Linked DNA regions of Homo sapiens: all the other regions are linked to region 1. A link is an interaction called in ENCODE POLR2A ChIA-PET data of the cell type or tissue named here. Cell type or tissue: OCI-LY7. All regions are shown on one strand. Region 1 has its middle 10 kb from the start of EIF4A2. Region 2 overlaps TRA2B (transformer 2 beta homolog). Region 3 overlaps DNAJB11 (DnaJ heat shock protein family (Hsp40) member B11). Region 4 overlaps FETUB (fetuin B).

Region 1 (5,000 bases):
TGAGTTCAGAAGTTTGAGACCAGCCTGGGCAATATAGGGAGACCCCATCTCTACAAAAAAATCAAGTAATTAGCCAGGTGTGGTGGCATGTGCTTGTGGTCCCAGCTACTCGGGGAAGGCTGAGGCAGGAGGCTTGCTTGAGCCTGGGAGATGAAGGCAGCAGTAAGCCATGATCACGCCACTGCACTCCAGCCCGGGGGCAACAGAACAAGACCCTGTCTCCAAAAAACAAACAACACAAAAAATCAAATTGTGCTTTATACATCAATGGAATATTATTCAGCCTTAAAAAGGAATGAAATTCCGATCCATGCTACAGTACGAATGCACCTTTGAAGACATTATGCTAAGTGAAATAAACCAGACACAGAAGGACACGTAGTATATGAGTCCACTTATATGAGCATAGAAACAGAAAGTAGGAGGGTTATCAGGGCCTGGGGGAGGGGAGAATGAGGAGTTACTGTTTAATGTGAACAGAGTTCCAATTTGGGGAAAAAGGTTTGCAGATGAATAGCCGTCATGGTTGTATCACATCATGAATATGCACAATGCTACTGAAGTATACGCTTAAAAATGGTTAAAATGGTACTTTTTATGTTATTCCTATTTTACCAAAATAAAAATATATTCCTAGCCAGATAATCTAGTTAGAATGAAGTTAATCCATTAGAATGTTTTGTTTTCCCACCTAATTGTAGTTGTTAGTCTACTGATTTAAAAAACAGGCCAGATACGGTGGCTCATGCCTGTAATCCCAACACTTTGGGAGGCCGAGGCGGGTGGATCACTTGAGGTCAGGAGCTTGAGACCAGCCTGGCCAACATGGTGAAACCCCATCTCCACTAAAAATACAAAAATTATCCGGGTGTGGTGTCACGCGCCTATAATCCCAGCTACTCAGGAGGCTGAGGCAGGAGAATCACTTGAACCCAGGAGGCGGAGGTTGCAGTGAGTTGAGGTCGCGCCATTGCACTCCAGACTAGGCAACAGAGCGAGACTCCGTCTCAAAAAAAAACAAAAAAAAGAAAGAAAGAAAGAAAGAAAAATACAGAGAGGAAAAAAAGATCTTGAGTCACATAACAATACAGAAGTTTCCAGATTTCAATAGAAAATCACTTAAGCCGGCCAGGCGCGGTGGCTCACGCCTGTAATCCCAGCACTTTGGGAGGCCGAGGCGGGCGGATCACAAGGTCAGGAGATCGAGACCATCCTGGCTAACACGGTGAAACCCCGTCTCTACTAAAAATACAAAAAATTAGCCAGTGCATGGCGGCGGGCACCTGTAGTCCCAGCTGCTGGGGAGGCTGAGGCAGGAGAATGACGTGAGCCTGGGAGGCGGAGCTTGCAGTGAGCCCGGATTGCGCCACTGCACTCCAGCCTGAGGGACAGGGCGAGACTCCGTCTCAAAAAAAAAAAAAAAAAAAATCACTTAAGCCAAAAATCGTGACCGGGCGCGGTGGCTCACACCTGTAATCCCAGCCCTTTGGGAAACCAAAGTGGGAGGATCACCTGAGGTCAGGAGTTCAAGACCAGCCTAGCCAACATGGTGAAACCCCATCTCCACAAAAATAGCAAAAAAATTAGCCGGGCATGATGGCAGGTGCCTGTAATCCCAGCTACTCGGGAGGCTGAGGTGGGAGAATCGCTTGAACACGGGAGGTGGAGGTTCCAGTGAGCAGAGATTGTGCCATTGCACTCCAGCCTGGGTGACAAAGGGAGACTCCGTCTCAAAAAAAAAAAAAAAAAATCATGAAGATCTCAAACTGAATGAAAAAGACAATGGATGCCAACTCTGAGATGATAGGAATGTTGGAATTATTATACTGGTCAAGGTTGTAAAGCAGCCATGACGAAAATGCTTTGGTGACCAATTATGAGCATGCTTGAGACAAATGAAAAAATAAAAAGGAAAAATTGATAAATTGGACTTATCCTTAAAACCCGTTGCTCTCTTCTTCCTTCCTCCTCCTTCTCCATCTTGTCCTTTTCCTTCTCCTTCTCCCAATGGCAAGTAGATTATATTGGCCTTGGGCTGGGACACTCGGGGGGAACCCACACCCATGGTGTGTGTGTGGGGGCAGGACGAAATTGAAGCTATCTGATGGTCACTTGCAGCATGACAGGTTCTGGCTGTGTTGGATGACGAGTTGCTGAGGGCCTGGTTGGTTGGTAGCTGCAAAACCTAGACGTTCCTGCTGGCTGCATCTTCGCGGGGAGCTGGGATTAGGCAAGGAGTCTAGGGCCTGGATGCAGAACCTGGGCATGCATGGGGGTCAGGGAGGATGGACCAGGGAAACCTGTGTGCTGGTTAGCATGGTCTATCTGCGGTTTCAAAGACAGAGCAGCACCAGAAGAGGAACCCTGTCTGGGTGTGCTGAAAGTGGCCCAGCAGAACATAAGGTTGTGGCTGGGACATGAATGCACCCCAGGGAGCACTGAACTGCTCTGAGCTGCCGACTAGGGCCATAGGCTAGCTATGTGGGCCCATATTGAGGTAGGGGCTGAGCAGTCCCAGCGGCACCGCCCAGGCTGCCTGCTCTGGGGTCCCTGCAAAAGCCGCCGCTGAGCCCACGGACTTCCGGGTCGTAAGCACGTGGGGCCTGAACATCTGCTTGGCTGGGTCAGCTGCTATGACAATGCCCGGGCGATCGTGCCCTCCAGCGCTGCCTGCATGCCGAGGAGGAAGCGAGTCCCCACGTGAATAATCGGGCTCCGCCGGCTCACAGCGGATGTCAGAAGGTCAGGTCGCTCTGCTCCTTTCGCCTCCGTTTTTCTTCCTCATGGAAACTTTCTTCAGCTGCAGAAAAAGCTGGTCCTTTTCTTTCTGCCTGGCCCACAGCTTCTCCTGCAAAGTCAAAATTTGTTCCTTCGGTCTCCTCTGGTGACATTCTCTCTTCCATCTCCTTTCTCTTCCTTCGTCTGCTCTTCCTCCATCTTCTCGCCATCACCTTATCCGCCGCCTCCTCTTCCCTCTCGCCCCGCAGCCTGCGCTCCCGCCGGGGGCGCTCCGGACACACTGTCTGCGCGACCCCCCACGGGACCCGGCCCCCAGGCCAGCTCTGCCCGCCGCCCACAAGGGCTGGGGGCACCCGCCGCCAGCCCAGCTGGCAGCTATGGCTCCTCCGAGCGCACAGGAAAACCTCGGCTTTTGAAAGACCCTGTTAAGATAAGGATGAAAAGATAAGCTATAGAGGAGAAAATATGTGCAAACCACGTATCTGGCAAAGTACTGGTATCTAGAATAGATAAAAACTCGCAAAAAACTCAACAGTAAAAAACAACAGTTTTGGCCAGGCGCGGTGGCTCATGCCTGTAATCCCAGCAGTTTGGGAGGCCGAGGCGGGCAGATTGCCTGAGGCTGGGAGTTCGAGACCAGCCTGGCCAGCATGGTGACATCCCGTCTGTAATAAAAATATAAACATTAGCCGGGCGTCGCGGCAGACTCCTGTAATCCCAGCTACTCGGGAAGCCGAGGCAGGAGAATCTCTTGAACCCGGGAGACGGAGGTTGCAATGAGCCCAGATCAAGCCACTGCACTCCTGCCTGGACAACAGAGCAAGACTCCGTCTCAAAAACAAAAGCAAAAACAAAACAGTCCTAATACAGCATGAACAAAAGATTTGAAAAACATTCTGTGCTCACTTCCACAGCACATGTATTAAAAAAATCGGAACAATACAGAGATTAGCACGGGCCCTGCGCAAAGATGACATGCAAATTCATGAAGTGTTGCATATTTTTAAAACATTAAACAAAATTTAAAAAAGAAAACAAACATTTCACTGAGGAGGATATACAGATGGCAAACAAGCATACAAAAAGATGTTTAACACTATTAGCCATTTGAGAAATGCAAATAAAAACCACAATGAAATATCGTTGTACACCTAATTAGAATGGCTAAAATAACAAAGTGACAACAACAAATTCTGACAAGTATGCAGAGAAACTGGATCTCTCATCCTCTGCTGATGGAAATGTAAAGTGAGGTGTAGCCACCTGGAAAGCAGTAGTAGTTTCTTTTCTTTTCTTTCTTTTTTTTTTTGATACGGAGTCTCGCTCTTTCACCCAGGCTGGAGTGCAGTTTCATGGTCTCGGCTCACTGCAACCTCTGACTCCCAGGCTCAAGAGATTCTCCTGCCTCAGCCTCCCGAGAAGCTGGGATTACAGGAACCCGCCACCATGCCTGACTAATTTTTGTATTTTTATTAGAGACGAGTTTCACCATGTTGGCCAGGCTGGTCTCAAACTCCTGACCTCAGGTGATCCGCCCGCCTTGGCCTCCCAAAGTGCTGGGATTACAGGCGTGAGCCACTACGCCTGGTTGCAGCAATAGTTTCTTAAAAAGCTAAACAGGTAACCACCACCATACCATGTGATCCAGCAATTTCACTCTTGGGCATTTAGCTGAGAGAAATGAAGACTTATGTTCACACAAAGACTCTGATATGAATGTTCAGAGCAGCTTTATTTATAATAGGCAGAAACTGAAAACAATCCAGATGTCTTTCAATGGATGAATGGGTAAACTGTGATATATTCATACTGTGGAATACTACTTGGTAATAAAAAGAAAGGGTCTATTTATTATTACATATCACAACCTGTATGAATCTCCAGATTATTATGCTGAATTTTAAATCAATGCTAAAAAGCTACCCCTTGGCCAGGCGCGGTGGCTCACGCCTGTAATCCCAGCACTTTGGGAGGCCTAGGCAGGTGGATCACTTGAGGTCAAGAGTTCGAGACCAGCCTGGCCAACATGGGGAAAGCCCATTTCTACTAAAAATACAAAAATTAGCTGGGCATGGTGGCGCATGACTGTAATCCCAGCTACTCGGGAGGCTGAGGCAGGAGAATTGCTTGAACCCAGGAGGTGGAGGTTGCAGTGAGCTGAGATCATACCACTGCACTCCAGCCGGGTGATAGAGTGAGACTCTGTCTCAAATAAATGAATAAATAAATAAATAAATAAATAGTTACCTCCTGCATGATAT
Region 2 (5,000 bases), 840 kb after region 1:
GATGGTTTTTCAAATTCTGTTTCTGTTTAATGCCTATTTCAGCTGATTGACTAGGATTACTGATAAAATACCGTAGCTTCCCCTTAGAAGAGGTGGGTCACACAAGTGAACAGGATAGCTAATACAAATTGCAGTAATGGCAGATGCTTTCATTCCTATTTCTCCTTTTTTGCTATCAACATTTAGCTATTGTAATGTTAGAGGTAACGGTTACAAAGTAGCTTTATTCTGGTTACCTGGTATCCCTTGCACTTATTGAGAAATTCAACCCAAAAGCTGTCCCTTCTTTTCTGTGTGTTTTGTTTTAGCTGAGTAGAAGGGTCAAGTGATTGGTGTAATGTTACTTTCAGTTGAATGAGACAAGTACACATATCAAAAATAATACCCAGTAGTAGTCAGCCAGCGGTTTTCTACCCAGTTGAGAATGCCAAGGGTATCATGTCACACATGTCTTCCTGAAATAAACTTTCTCTGAGAGTTGTCAGGTCTTCATGCTCTTGGAGAAAGTGACTTAAATGGCATTTCTTGGAGAATCCATTTTCTGATGCTTTCAGGCCTGTTTATTTCTATATCTTGCAAGCAGAAGAAAATTTTCTCTTAAGAAGTTTTGCATTCCTTTGTCAAATTTCTTGCCATAGATAAACTAATGATGATAAATGTTATTTTATGTTCCAAATTACTCAAAGAGCAGGCAGGAAACTGAGGTAAATGTGTGAATGAATATTACATTTTAATTCCAAGCCCATGGATTCTTTTATCAAGAAACCTGACAGGTCCTTGGGGTGCAAAAGAGGAAAAGACCTCTTAACCCCCAGCCCACTAAAGGAAAGAAAGCAATTTGGAATCTGGTTATGACCCAAGCTGGATAGACTTAAGGTGAGAAAACGTTGCTAGTGGACCATTGTGTCCATTTGTTTTTGTTTTCCCCCTTGACCAAAGCATCTGTGGGTCCTAATGTGTCTCCTCCTCGGGCCATAGGGAAGATGAGGAGGAGGCCGGCTTCTGTTCCTGAGAACAGGCAGTGTGTGAAAGACTGCCTTAATCAGAGGTCTGATTAATGCTAAGGGGAGTCAAAACAAGGAAGGGGATGACAGTGTTTCAGGAAGATAACCTTTGCCAAGGGAAAAAAATGAGTAGGAAGCATGTAACTTCTGAGGTTGACTAAGTCAAGTAAGTCAGACTTAACTAGTATGATAAACAGTGTTTTAAGAGATGCAGTGTTTATGAGCCACTATTTTAAATCTAACAAACCACATTCAGTTTTTAAAATAATACAGGGATTGGATGGTTAGTCCTTTCAAATATGTTTTTGTAAGGTGGTTGCTGTTCTCAGAATAGGGAGATGTGGATTATTTTGTTGGAAGGCTAAGTGTGTTGTATTTTTACTTGATGTATTCCCTTTAGGTTTTGTATTAGGATGTGGCTGAGATCCAGTCTGTGAGAGCTTGATTGATTTCCTGAGCATTTTTTCAGGGAAATTTTGGTTTTATTCATGCTAATTTTAGTTTCATGGTCCCTTTTTTTGAGGCAGTGGTGTCCAGTTCTGTCTGTTGGTGTGGTTTTAATGTGTTGACCATGTCAGCCCTGAGAGTGGAATTTGAAGTATGCTTAGATTTAGGGACTTCCCCAACTGGTTTTTATAGCTTTACCTGTCTGCATTGAGATTTAAAGTTAATTATGCTTTTGATTTGGGTGCTAATTTTAGGTCTTATTTCTTGTAGGCAAGTTTTATTCCCTTGCCATATGTATTTCCCAGCCAGTTAAATGGCCAAAATAACTTCAGAAAGCTTTAACTTCTTTAAGAAAATATCCCTGATAAAGGATCGAGACGTTTAGGTGTTACCCAAACAAGTGTCAGTATAGAAAAGGAAGCCTTTGCATTCTGGTATTTCCCTTATTCCTGGCCCAAGAAATGATTGCTTACAAAATATATCTGCATAGTCCGTTAGTTTTGGAGGCTGAGTGAAAACTCCTGTGATTTCAGAAATATTGTATCTGTGATCTGCTAGATTTTAAGGAGAAAACTTCATTAAGTCTTATTTTCTAGGTTAGGAGTACTGTCTCTTCCCTCAGTGGACAGGCTGCCGAAGCATCTTAGCTTAGAATAAAGGTTTTTCTGTTAAAGCCAGGAGCTTAAAGAGGATCTTGACTTGACCCATTCTTCCTTTATACTCAGATTCCTGGGCTGACTGATTTCTGTTAACTACAGTTACTTTATTGGTAGTCTTAACTGTTACTGTGAAACACCCATATTCTGCTTTCACTTCTGGAGAAAATTGTTTCATTTCCATAGAGGTAATCTTTCTAGTGTTGGAGTAAACAGGCTTTTAGCAACTTTTGGGTTCCCCATTTCTATATTCTCACCTATGTTAATTTTTGCCTGTGGTAAAAATAGCAAAAACTACACCCTCATTTTTGAGACTTCCTCCTTTGTCCATGGAGAGAAGGGAAGTGTCCGTTCAGAATACTTGATAGGGAATTCCAAGGGATTGTTGTTAATTGGAAGCCCCAGAGCATCACTACATCCTTTAACCATTTCTTGATGTTAAAGGCAGCTGTTCATATATTTTTCTTTTAATCTTTTTACAGTCAGTCATGGAGGGAGGTAGAGGGGAAAGGCTGTCACATTTCATGTCACCCCACCATGTTTTATAATGGCTTTGAAGTCATTTGAACGTTTCTAGAGTCGTCTGGGGCCTAGAGACCTGAACTCATTTTACTGGATGAGTTAGCCTTTCCTTCTGTGTTAAACCTCAAACCTTAATTTGTCTATTCTGTGTTACATTATAAATGTTTTCCCTGAGCATCAAAGGATCATCCAAATTTTCTCCATTATGTTGTAAACCACAAAACTATCTTCTAAAGTGTTTTGAGCTGTAATTTAGAATAATCCTCTACTGTCCTTTCAAGAATGTCCAGAATACTCTGAAGATGTATCACACAAGGAAATCTCTTGTGATTTTATCTGAAAGCTTCACCTTTGATTCATGCCATATAGTGACTTACTGTAATACTGCTTCCTTTTGAGTCTTGCCATTTCTGCTCTCTGGAGTAGAAAGGCTTACCAGGCTTTACTTTGTCTAAGTTTGATAACCTAAAATAAAGGTTGCCTTGATAATTTTACCTAGCTATCAGACTGACTAGGAGTAGGTTCTGTCCTTTCCTCATCTACTGTTTTGGTGCCTTGGCAGAACTTTTCCTTGGTTTCATTACTTAGTATACCCTTTTGTTGATTATGTGTCTTTAGCTCGTTGGTGACCTAGTTATCCTGGTTACCATTCCTTTGCTATTTTTCATTACAAATCCCCCCTTAACCTGCCAGCCAATCCCAGTTTTGGTTGGGAAAGCTATGAGTACACAATGTTTACCTAAACTTTGGCTTTTGTATGTAGTTTCTGTACTCTTTTGCTTCCTGGGCCCTAGGTTAGGAGCTCCTGATTTAGCTGCCTGGTTTTGATGTGTACTTAAGTAACTAGGTAAGTTAGGTTAATTCCTGGTTTTCCATAAGTTTGCCCTGGCTCATCTCCATTTAGCTGGAGAAGCTGTGGAGGATCTCTGACACCCTCTCTACTCTTATTTGTGTGTAGTTCGCTGTTCTGTTGTAGCTCCATCTGGTTGCTTTCAGTTTTTTAGGGGGCCTCCCACCATGGTTAGATGCAATAGGGTTTTACAGGGTTTAGTGTCCTTCAAGCTAGCCTTTGCTTTCCACTAGGTTTCTGCTTTTCTCTAGGATTTGAAACTGAGATCATCATCTTTATCTCTTATCACTGAATTATAAGTAGTAACTTGAAAGGTCAAGGTCTTTTTAAAAATCAAGCATTTTTTTAAGTAAATTATATAAATTATATAGGATTTTGTTTTATTGATTGCAACTTGATTGAAATAGGTATAAAGTATAGGTGTCATAGTTAATAAGGTTCCGCCTCACCCTAGTCTTTATGGAGTAACATTCTGAAACACAGTCCTTGGACAGTTCCCTTAACTGCTTGACTTTGGCACCCCTTTCTGAAGGAAGTGGGGTCAAATAACTCTTATCCCTGCTCCAAAAAGGTGGAAGAAAGGACAAGTTAATTGACTTATGTCATTTGGAGCAATGAAACTATTAACACCAGGTATATTCAGTTCCTGCCCTTACCTATATTTTCTTATCTTGGAAGGGGATTGCTGTCCCTCACCATTTATCTCACAGCAGCTTATTTGTTTTTAAAGTTGCCCAGAAAGTGTGCAAATTAAACTTTTAACATCTACGTGTAGGAATCCCGTTCTGCTTCCAGAAGTGGAAGTGCTCACGGATCGGGGAAATCTGCAAGGCATACCCCTGCAAGGTCTCGCTCCAAGGAAGATTCCAGGCGTTCCAGATCAAAGTCCAGGTCCCGATCTGAATCTAGGTAAGAAAGACTGTCTTGAGATTTCCTCGTTACTCTTAGCTCTGAAATTGGTGCGTGTTTTGTAAACCAGGAAGGTAGAGAGGGTTAGATTATTTGTTGGCCTATTAAATATTGGTACTAGAAGTGAACTTAAGTTCTGGGAGGCAAGACTAAAAGCGGTTAAGAGCCTGGGCTTTTGGAGTCAGGGTTTTCTATTTTTGCTGGTTTGGGCAGATTAACCTTTCAGCTTTAGCTTCTTTATAAAAGGCAAATTAGTAATACAGTACCAGTTCTTCAGGGTTGTTGTGAGGATTTACTAAATGTAAGTAAACTGCTTACTAGTATGGCAAATATACTGCAGAACATTGGCTTTCAGTAATTAGAATTCTTGATAAATAAGTATATATATGGTGCGCTTTTTTTTTTTTAATGTTGGTCAAAAGTAGGCTATATATACATCCTGGTTTGCCTGGGGCGATACCATTTATGCCTGTGGTCAGGCATAATTAACAGCACCCCTTTTCTTAAATGTGTGTCCTCGTTTCGATGACAATTTAGAGTCACTCTAGTTAGTCAAGAGCCACTCAATTTTTTGTTTTTTTAACTGCTGGGGAATACTCCTTGTGATTTTGT
Region 3 (5,000 bases), 200 kb after region 1:
GTAAAAAATAATGAGACATATTTTCCAGAATTTAAAAAAGATGAATAACCTCATATTAAAAGATCCCAGAGTTTTAGCAGAAAATATAGGTGAACAGCTTTCTTATTTTATTTTAAAATTTTTTTCCAGAGATGAGTTTCAGTTATGTTGTCCAGGCTAGAGTGCAGTGGCTATTCACAGATGCAATCACAGGACATGATAGCCTCAAACTCCTGGCCTCAAGCAATCCTCCTACCTCAGCCTCCTGAGTAGCTGAGATTACAAGTGTGCTCCACTGCACATGGCTGCTTTCTTATTTTAGAACAAAAACGAATTTCTTTAAAAAGACACAAAAACTAACCATTAAAGACTGATAGATTTAATTACATTAATTAGTTCTGTTTGCTGAAAATTGAAATAAATCTTAAACATAATGAAAAGACAAGTTACAAACAGATAGCCTATATCTGCATTACATACAGCCAACAAAGAATTAGCAGCAAGAGTGAAGTACTCTTAGAAATCAATAAGCAAGAGGCAAAAGAAAGAACAGGCATTTCACAAGAGAGGAAACAAATATGGCCAATAAACACAGGAAGAGATGCTGATCCTAATTGGTAATTTAAAAAATGTAAAACAAGACCATAATGAGATATTTTATACCCATTTGATGAGCAAAAATTAAGAAGTCTAATAATTCCAAGTATTAGTGAGGCAGTGAATCTATAGGATCTCATAAATTGCATGTAGAAGCATCAGTACAATCAATTTCAAAAGCAATACAGTATTAACTTGTAAAAATGAACATTGGTTCATATTACCCAGCAATTCTACTCTCAAGCATATCCACCCAAGAGATATTCTTGTTCATCTGAACCTGGAAATATGGATTAAAATGTTCATAAAAGCGCTGTTTGGAATTGAATAAAACTGGAAGAAACAAAAATGCCTATTAATAAATTATGGTCACAATATAGCAATAAGCAACAAGGGTGAATCCTAGTAACATAATAGTGAGTGAAAATAACCAGTCCCAGAAAATAATGAATAAAATACCATTTCTAAAAAATCAAAAACAATATAATAAACAATATATTATTCAGGTATTCATATATACATGATAAAGTAAGAATGGCAAAAGAACAATAAAGACATAACTCAATACAGTAGTTACCTTTGAAGGGAGGCAGGGTAATGGAACAGGGAAGTAGCATGTAGGTAGATTAAGTCATGGTAATGTTTTACTTAGTTCTTAAGCTGGGTGATAAAACAATGACATCAGTGTATCATGAACCAAGCATTATAATTAATTCAATTTTGTGCATTTGATCACTCTCTCTTACCCTCAAAAAGACAGAGAAGGTACATATAAACCTCTTATTTTTAGTCAAAAGTGCAAGTTCTGGGAGTCAATATGAACAGCTATATTGTTTGAACTTACTTCCACAAAATTTCCTGCATATACTTCTTCCAAAGTGACTTCTAGATCTACAATAATATCACTTCCTCTTGGAATATTTCTGTCTTGCTGACGAGGGGTTCCTCCAAACATGAAACCAAAATCCCCAAAGAAGCTAAAGATAAGTGCAAAATCATCAGGAAAAAAAAAAAAATCAAGACTCTATGTTTCACAATTAACTCATTTTCTTTACGTTGATAAACTATTGTTTCTATCAATGCATTGTGCAAAACTACAAGGTATTTTTTAATACAATGGAGTCAACTATCATACATAATTTTAAATTTATATACTATCAACCATGTTGTAACTATACGGTCCCTTACTACAAAAAAATCCACTTTTTAACAAAATATAGCCCATACATATAGTACAGTACATACACACACAGTATGCCAATGAATTCAATGTTGGACCCAACCAATGAAATAATAATCTTTCAATATTGGGAAAAATCTGAATATGGTGGACTTATTGAGAAAGAGTATAGTATACATAAACTTGTGTAATGCTAAATGTAATGGTTAATTTAAGAAATTTTTATCGGTAATTTTAACATATGTAGTGTTCTCTTTACATGCTTTTTAGAAGCTAACTTGTTGAAAGAAGCTACTGCTCTACACAAAAATCTTGAGTATGTAATTAAATAAGCTAAAAAAGCATCAGCCTTAGTAAAATCCTAGTGCTTAAGGAGAAGGAAGTTCTAGCCTCTATAAGACCCAAACTAATTTTTGTAAGTAACAAGAGTAACTTGAGATTAACAAAAAAGGTGACCTTCAATCCTACAGGTGGTTTAATCTAATGTTAATTTTTGGTGTTATTAAGAAGCCTTGTATATTAGCATAGCGAAGATGATAACTATATAACTCCCTCTCCCACCAACCAACTCAGGTGAATGAATTCCCTGAATCTTAAATAAAGGCAAGGGGAAAGAACAGGGTGGGGGCTGGGGAAGCTGTTTCTCTTTCTGGTATTCCCTAGGGATCACTTCAGCCAGCCAAATTGATCCTGGCGGGGGGAAAAGATGTCCTAATCATGTTACTCACACATCTTTACAGACCCTAAAAATCTACTCCCCCACCCCAGGCCCCTCAACCAAGCACTAAATGGTGGTAACTACTATATGCAACAGTGATTCTTACTTCTTTTGGGGAAGGGTTCACAGAACCCTTTGAGAATCTGAAGAAAACAATGAACTCTCCCCATAAAAATGCAGATTCGAACATCTTTTTGTTTATAATTTCAGACCTGAAACCCCAGATTAAAGTCTCTTAGTATATGTAATCATCAGGGAATGTGGAAATTCAAATGCTCAATAAAGAGAGGTTCAAAGAGTGAGGAAGAAAGTGTTTATTATTCCAACCACCCAGCACTCCCAGAAAGCAAGAGATAAAGGTCCTCTACCCTAATTCCTTCCCCTAATGCTGGTTATTATAATCACCCTCACTTGTTGATAGCACGAAAGAGAGGCAGCTCTGGGTATGGGAGCAGGAATTTTTCTATCTCTGCTAACAATAATTTTGCTCATTAAGTGGTTTGCAGATTGCAAGGTAGCAAGTAGGCAAGGATGAACTGATTTCCAACACATGTCCCCGTGAATTGTCTGCACTGATTTAACTGATATGGTTGGCTAGATGGAATGTCCTTTCAGTGCCATCAGTCTTTCCTGAAGCTTTGTGAAAATAGAAGACTATCTTCCCACAGGGAGGACAATAATTGATCTTTGGATCAGCTAAATTGTACTGTTCATCAAAAGTTTCTGAACTAGGGAATGAGAATAATTCTTTAATCGCTAAGTGACCCTCTCTCAGACACTAACACTTTGCAGATGGGTAAATTACTCACTGTGAAAAAATGTCTCCATGGGAGCTCTGATGACCATCTTTTAATCCTTCTTCACCATAAGTATCGTACTGTTTCCGTTTCTCACTATCTGACAGAACCTGGGGATAAAAGCCAGTGGAGGAAAAGATCATGAGTTGGTAATATCCAGTTAAGGCACAGTCATATTTATGTTTGTTTTTACTTTGACAGTGGGTCTAAAATTTTAATAGAATGCAGTTTCCATTATGTACTGTATTAAGGCATATTTACAAAGTTATTTTCTCTAAGACTAAATTCTTTGATGCACTGTTCATTCCACATTGCTCCATTCATGTTTTTAATTTAAAGTTCTCAAAACTCGTGTAGTCACTAAAAAATAATACCTGAGATTAGCAATGCAGCTGTGAAGGTCAGGGTGGTGACAGGAAAGAGTTAAGACGGATTCCTCAGGTTTACTTCCCATGCAGTTTGACTTTGGTGCTTATGCTGTTAACCACTATACTGCCTTCAGAACAACTTGGCCCCACAGGTCTATAACACCCCCTACCCAAAACACACACACACAGACACACACACACACACACACACACGCGCGCGCGCGCGCATGTATTAGGAGATTGTCAAGTCAAGGAAATCAAATGACAGGCCCTCCAGAGAGGCCTACACTGATATCTTTTCATCCTCCTTTTTTCATTTTTTGGTATATGCAGAAATCCATTTGTGGAAGAATTTTGCCTGCCATATATATATATGTTTAAGTTTGTAATGTCCTGAGTTTGAAATGCAGAAAGAGTAGTAAGTAAAAATACTCTATGAAGGTTATTCAAGGTCAATTTCATTGCTTGAAATAATTCTTGAAGTTTTAAGTTTCAGAGAACTACATACACAATCATGACTATATGCTTTCTCTCTGTATATTAAAGAATGTAACAACAAAATAAGCTTCCATCCTTTTCAAAATTTGCCTTCAACATGCAAAAAAAAACTTTCTCTTTTATTTAGAGCAATCTGATATATATGCACATATATACTTGTGAAAATTAAATGGCTTTAAAATCTTCCTTTGATATTTATAAACTCCTACTTAGACAAGAGTCTGAAGGAGAGAGTTATTTCAAAACCACACTCATGGTGGCCCAGAAAAAGAGAGGTTCAAAGTAGACGGGGCTTGTTGACTTAAAAGAAAGGCATATTCACACAGGACACATTTTTGGCTTAGGGCCCAAATGAGGTGTAAGGAGTCATGGCAAAAATGTATTAACATTTAAGATATCCTTGAAAGGATAAATAGAAATTGAGTATACAAGAGAGTGAACATTCTTAAAAGCAAAGGCAAATGGGTTATTCCAGAAGTGACCACAGTACTTGATTACAGCCACTATGAAAGAAAAAGGGAGAGGAAAGCATGTTTTCACAAGTATCTTTAGAAAATAGGTACTTTGGGGAAGCAGAAATGGGCACAATTAACTTGAAAAAAAAAAAAACCCTTATTATTAACTGGATCTCCAATATTTTCACTTTTAGTCTACTTCTCTGATCTGATCTTCACAAATAAATGAACCCTGCATTTGAGACTATAAAAAACACCATTTCAAAACCCCCAAAGACTAGTTTTAAGTCAGTTTCTTTTTAGACATCAGAGGCTTCTGTAATAACCCCCTAAAAACTACTCTTGAAGTCATTATCATTTACTTCCTCCTCACTTTTCTTCCATCAAGGAATGCAATTTTATTCTATG
Region 4 (5,000 bases), 120 kb after region 1:
GACTAAAAATCCTCTGTGCTCCACATAGTCCATCCCTGTCTCCTTGCTAACCACTGGCAACCAGTGATCTTTTTACTGTCTTCATAATTTTGCCTTTTCCAAATGTCATATAGTTGGAACCATACAGTAGTTAATCTTTTCAGATTGGTTTCTTTCACTCAGTAATATGTATTTAAGTTTCCTCCATGTCTTTTTGTGGCTCGATATTCATATTCCTTTTTCGTGCCAAATAATATTCCATTGTCAGGATTTACTTATCCACTCACCTGGTGAAGGACAGTTTGTTGCTTCCAAATTTTAGCAATTATGAGCAGATGTGCTGTGAATATTCATGTGTGGGTTTTTCTATGGACATAAGTTTTCAGATCATTTGGGTAAATACCAAGGAGTGTGACTACTGGAGCATATGATAAGAGTATGTTAAGTTTTGAAAGTAACTGCCAAACTGTCTTCCAAAGTGGCTGTACCATTTGCATTCCCAGCAGCAATGAATGAGAAGTTCCTTTTGCTCCATATCCTTGCTACCATTTAGTATTGTCAGTGTTCTGGATTTTGGCCATTCTGACGGATATGTAGTGATATCTCGTTGTTATAATTTGCATTTCTTTGATGACATATGAAGTTCACTGAAGTTCAGAATTTCAGATGTTCACTTACCTTTTTTTTTTTTTTGGTGAGGTTTAAATCTTTTGCCCATTTTTATTTTTATTTTTTTTAACTTCTATCTTAAGTTAATGGGTACATGTGCACATTTGTTATATAGGTAAACTCATGTCGCAGGGGTTTGTAGTACAGATTATTTGTCAGGCAAGTACTAAGCCTACTACCAAACAGTCATTTTCTTCTGACCCTCTCCCTCCTCCCACCCTCCACCCTTGAGTAGGTCCCAGTGTGTGTTGTTTCCCTCTATGTGTCCATGTGTTCTCATTATTTAGCTCCCACTTATAAGTGAGAGCATGCGATATTTGGTTTTCTGTTCCTGCATTAGTTTGCTAAGGATAATAACCTTCAGCTCCATCCATGTTCCTGCGAAAGACACGATCTCATTTTTTTTAAATGTTTTGCCCATTTTTAAATTGGGTTGCTCATTTTCCTATTGTTGAATATGTTCTTTTTAAACATTCAGCTGAGGTAACTCTTAATATTGTATAACTAGAAATACTCAGCTCCTGAAATTTTGTCGTAGAAGATTAGTGTTAGCAATTTGCAAACTACTGATGACTTGAACACAACAGCCTCAGATCAGTAATAAATGCAGCATTTTGCAACTATTGACAAGGATGCAGATTAGCTTGTCTGCACTGAGTCTGCAGAGTAAGAAAAAAAGATCAAGGACTGAAAGCCAGAGAAACAGCATCTAAGAGATGAGCCAGAGAAGAGGAGCCCAAGGTGGGATATGAGGGGGAGTGGTCAGAAAGCTAGAAGAAAAACCTGGAGGCTGTGGGACACAATCTCCTTGAAAAAATCTGAAGAGCAAGCAAAGTCAGCATTGCCAGATGCTTGAAAGTGTAAGTAAAAGTGAACAGAAATTTTTTTTTTAATTTAAAATAAAAGATTGTTAGGGAACACCAAGTCAGTGGGTTATGGGAAAAGAGATAGATTCACATTACTGTGACCTAAGGAATGAAGAGGTGGTGGGGAAGTGGCAAGCATGGGAACAATCTAGTTTTTCACGAATTAAGCCATGGAAAGACAAAGGAGGTGGTAGATAGAAGGAGAAACAAAGTCTGAGGCCCTTCCCCATCCTTTTACCAGTAGAGAAGGGCCTTATAGAACACCCCTTGGGAAACCCCAGCTAAGGCTCCTAATGGTTTCTCTCTGTTTGCCTCAGGCCCATCCTTTGATTTTCTCTGCCTGGTCTTGTCTCCCAGGCTGGCTCCAGGGAATTGAATAACCCAGGCTCTCCCTGCTGGCTAGTTTACCATTGAGTTCAAAGAGCCATTGGGAGGAGGAGATTGGAAGGAAACAGGAAGGGAGGGAGAGGGGAGGGTGCTTATTCCCTGCTCCTTCTCGTTCCAGCACCGGGTTCTGCAGGGGCTGCATCCCTCCACCAGGGCGGCTTCTGCAGGGCGGCTTCTCCACAGGATAGTTCCAACAGAGCGGGGAAGCTAGCCACTCCTGCTCCTGCTCAGCCTCGGGTGGCAAAGGCTGTCCAGGTGCCTCAGCATCCCTTGGCCTTCCCTTAGCCTGGGCAACAAGCCTTCACTAAAGGTCCCTTCACTGAAGTCTTTTTCTTTTTTTGAGATGGCGTCTAGCTCTGTTACCCATGCTGGTGGCGAACAGTGGCATTATCTCAGCTCACTGCAGCCTCCACCTCCCAGGTTCAAGCGATTCTCCTGCCTCAGCCTCCCGAGTGACTGGGATTACAGATATGTACCACCATGCCCGGCTAATTTTTGTATTTTTAGTAGAGACAGGGTTTCACCATGTTGGCCAGGCTGGTCTCAAACTCCTGACCTCCGGTGATCTGGCCGCCTCAGCCTCCCAAAGTGCTGGGATTACAAGCATGAGCCAGCACGCTGAGCCAACTGAAGTCTTTTTAGTTGAGCCACCTGAGTACAATTCTGCTTCTTTCAGACCCTGACCAACACGGTGTAAGACCCCACATGACACCCCCACATAATCACTTCCTTCTTATGAGAAGCAGATAAGAGGAACAGAGTGTGAACATTGTCTACGTCTCTTATGCAAATTATGCTGAGGCCTGTGTGCCTCTTCTAACAGCCACCAAGATAGAGGACAATAGCTGCATCTGCAAATTCTCTGTCAAAATGTCCAAAGTCTTATCTGCTGTGCATGTGTGCGTGTGCACATAGGTATCACTGAATGAGGGGAAATTGGCCCTGCAGTGTTTGAAAGAAGGAAAACGTAGACTGTAATTGAATGCTGTGATGAGCCCTCCTCTAACTGTCCTAGAGAAATTGTAACAGTGATGAGAACTGTCACGGTCTGCTGCTCCCACAGTGTCTAGCACAGGCCACATGTGCACTTCCCTTCTATGTGCCTCCAGCTCTAAGTGAATTACCCCACTGTTGAGACCTGGAGACTTCCAGACAGATGAAAAGAGGTAGAGGGTTGGAAATGGTATGGGCCCTACGCAGCTAATACCTGTCCTGGAATTAAAGGGAATTTAGGGACTGAAACTGTGCTGGGCATTAGTTGCTCACGCCTCCCGGTGTTAGGGAAAGTATCTTTACTCATGCAATGCTTTCATGCTGAGATTTCAGCACATATATACTGCTGAAAAGATAAGTATCTTTATAAGTGAGTGGCTGAAGACATAAGAGAGGCATCTCTCCATGGTATGAGACTGCTCAGTTTAGGAGGTGATGCAGCTCAGGGTACAAGGCAGTGTACAGGGTAGAGTGCAGCCCAAGCCGAGGGCTCAGTCTCATTATTTCCAATCCCAGTCAACATGCTGAGACCAAGAAGAGTCAAAAAGGCGTCCTTCACTAGCCACTCTACGTGTGCACGCTCTGTCTCTGTCCATCGTCCCCATCGCCTCCCATGTCATGCGGCGCACCATACCCCTACAGAAGACTCTGTGTGATTCTCATGGCGGAAGGACAAGAGGGCTGGCATTCTGGGCTGGCCCTGGGCACTCAGCAGTGCGTGCTTTTTCTTTGGGGAAAGGCAGGACCACCAGCTTCTCCTCCATAGGCTCCAGGAAGAGGAAGGAAATATCCAGGGTTTCTCCCTGGGGATTCGTGGTTAGGTCCAGATGCACAGGAAAGGCCTCCTGAGGGCCCTTTTCCTGGGAATTTTTATCATCCAAGTCAGGAAGATATTGGACAGATCCTCTTGGCCCAGCTTTGGAGGGGGAGTCTGTTGGGGGGGTGTTTTTCTGCTGGGATTCTTCCACCTTGGGAAGGTTTGTAGGTTTCTGGTTAACAGCAGAGTTTTCACTTCCAGTGGCTGGAGCCTGGAATGAGAACATTTTTGAATGTAGAGTTCCACAGGGAAAGTCCTCCCATGCCTAGTACCAGCCTAAGCTGATCTGTGCCTTTCTGTTGGAACATTTCAAAGGGAGACTAGGTAGAGGGATGGGCCTCCTGGTGAAAGGGTTAAAAAACAAAACAGATAAGGGCCAGGGGGAACCAGGACCTGTAGAAGCTTGACTGTGAGACTGTAAGTCTCACAATTTCAGAGCTGAATAATGGCCCAGAGAGGTTCAATGACTCACTCGAAGTCTCCAGCAAGCTCTCTTTCTGTTCCCAGTAGTGGAAGCAGCAGGTGCCTTTCCTTGCTTGTTTATTCTGCACCAGGCCTTGTACAGCACCCTTCATTCAGGTCCTTTCACTTGCTTCTCACAGGGATCTGAATGATGCAGTGTCGCAATCCCATTTTATAAATGAGGCAACCAAAACTCGAACAGGTAAGTGTGTGCCTGTTACACAGCTCACAGGTACCAGAGCAAAACTGGATCCCAAGTGTCCTGTTTCAACTGCTTCAAATATACCAGGCACAAATACACCTCAAATATAAACTGCCTCTCAAATATACCAGGCTACCTTATAATAAGTGCGCAATAAACACTTCTGGAAAGGGATTGAATATTTTCATGGAAATAACTTCTCCCTGTGGCTTGAGGTAAGGTTTCTTTGGGACGCTGAATTTAATGTCTCAGAGGCTTGAATCACATCCAAGCCAGCAGTTCCCTGTTTCTGAATTTGTCTTGCTTATTCTGCAGGACCATATTGCGACTGAAACAAGGCATAACAGGTCTTTGACTGGCTATCCTGTGGATGTGGACTCAGGCTAGCCTGCGCAAAGTGGTGAGCAAGGTGGTTGGGAAAATCAAAGGAGGGGGTAAGGTAGTGGCAGGTAACTATCGATAATCTGCTCTTCTTCACAGAAAGACAGGCAATTAGATTGAAAAATACCTGTGATTCAAAGAAGTCACAAGTCACAGAGACAAACTTTTCCCAGTGTGTTCGAGTCAGAGAACCTTTGCAAAGACCAACAGGCTAAAAGAGAAAATACAATGTCATGTGAGTATT

What was found. Peaks named below come from ENCODE experiments on the same cell type or tissue, not always from the same donor. Only the 100,000 strongest peaks of a DNase experiment are listed, where the experiment ranks them.
Region 2: POLR2A ChIA-PET joins it to region 1 with 5 read pairs; 13 of 35 experiments call an interaction of 5 or more read pairs at or near these places.
Region 3: POLR2A ChIA-PET joins it to region 1 with 7 read pairs; 31 of 35 experiments call an interaction of 5 or more read pairs at or near these places.
Region 4: POLR2A ChIA-PET joins it to region 1 with 5 read pairs; 9 of 35 experiments call an interaction of 5 or more read pairs at or near these places.

Annotation. Positions count from the first base shown.
Region 1 is chr3:186,770,585-186,775,584 of GRCh38, reverse strand. It overlaps the pseudogene RNU6-1105P and the pseudogene GPS2P2. Among named protein-coding and RNA genes, the nearest start is that of EIF4A2, 10 kb to the left of the region's middle. In OCI-LY7, a CTCF peak has its summit at 3,076; a DNase peak (open chromatin) is centred at 2,644; H3K4me3 peaks cover 1,747 bases; H3K27ac peaks cover 1,204 bases.
Region 2 is chr3:185,925,989-185,930,988 of GRCh38, reverse strand. It overlaps TRA2B (transformer 2 beta homolog), which reads left to right. Exons shown (of 9, transcript NM_004593.3): 2 at 4,255-4,388. Among named protein-coding and RNA genes, the nearest start is that of TRA2B, 9.5 kb to the left of the region's middle. In OCI-LY7, no CTCF peak of the experiment used is centred here; no DNase peak of the experiment used is centred here; H3K4me3 peaks cover 2,551 bases; H3K27ac peaks cover 1,390 bases.
Region 3 is chr3:186,574,221-186,579,220 of GRCh38, reverse strand. It overlaps DNAJB11 (DnaJ heat shock protein family (Hsp40) member B11), which reads right to left. Exons shown (of 10, transcript NM_016306.6): 3 at 3,284-3,381; 4 at 1,421-1,553. Among named protein-coding and RNA genes, the nearest start is that of DNAJB11, 6.0 kb to the right of the region's middle. In OCI-LY7, no CTCF peak of the experiment used is centred here; no DNase peak of the experiment used is centred here.
Region 4 is chr3:186,651,185-186,656,184 of GRCh38, reverse strand. It overlaps FETUB (fetuin B), which reads right to left. Exons shown (of 7, transcript NM_014375.3): 6 at 4,884-4,967; 7 at 3,044-3,922. The coding sequence ends at 3,554. All of the region lies in intron 1 of HRG-AS1 (HRG and FETUB antisense RNA 1), which reads left to right. Among named protein-coding and RNA genes, the nearest start is that of HRG-AS1, 12 kb to the left of the region's middle. In OCI-LY7, CTCF peaks have their summits at 1,913 (motif pointing left) and 2,124; DNase peaks (open chromatin) are centred at 2,664 and 2,964; H3K4me3 peaks cover 1,706 bases; H3K27ac peaks cover 2,459 bases.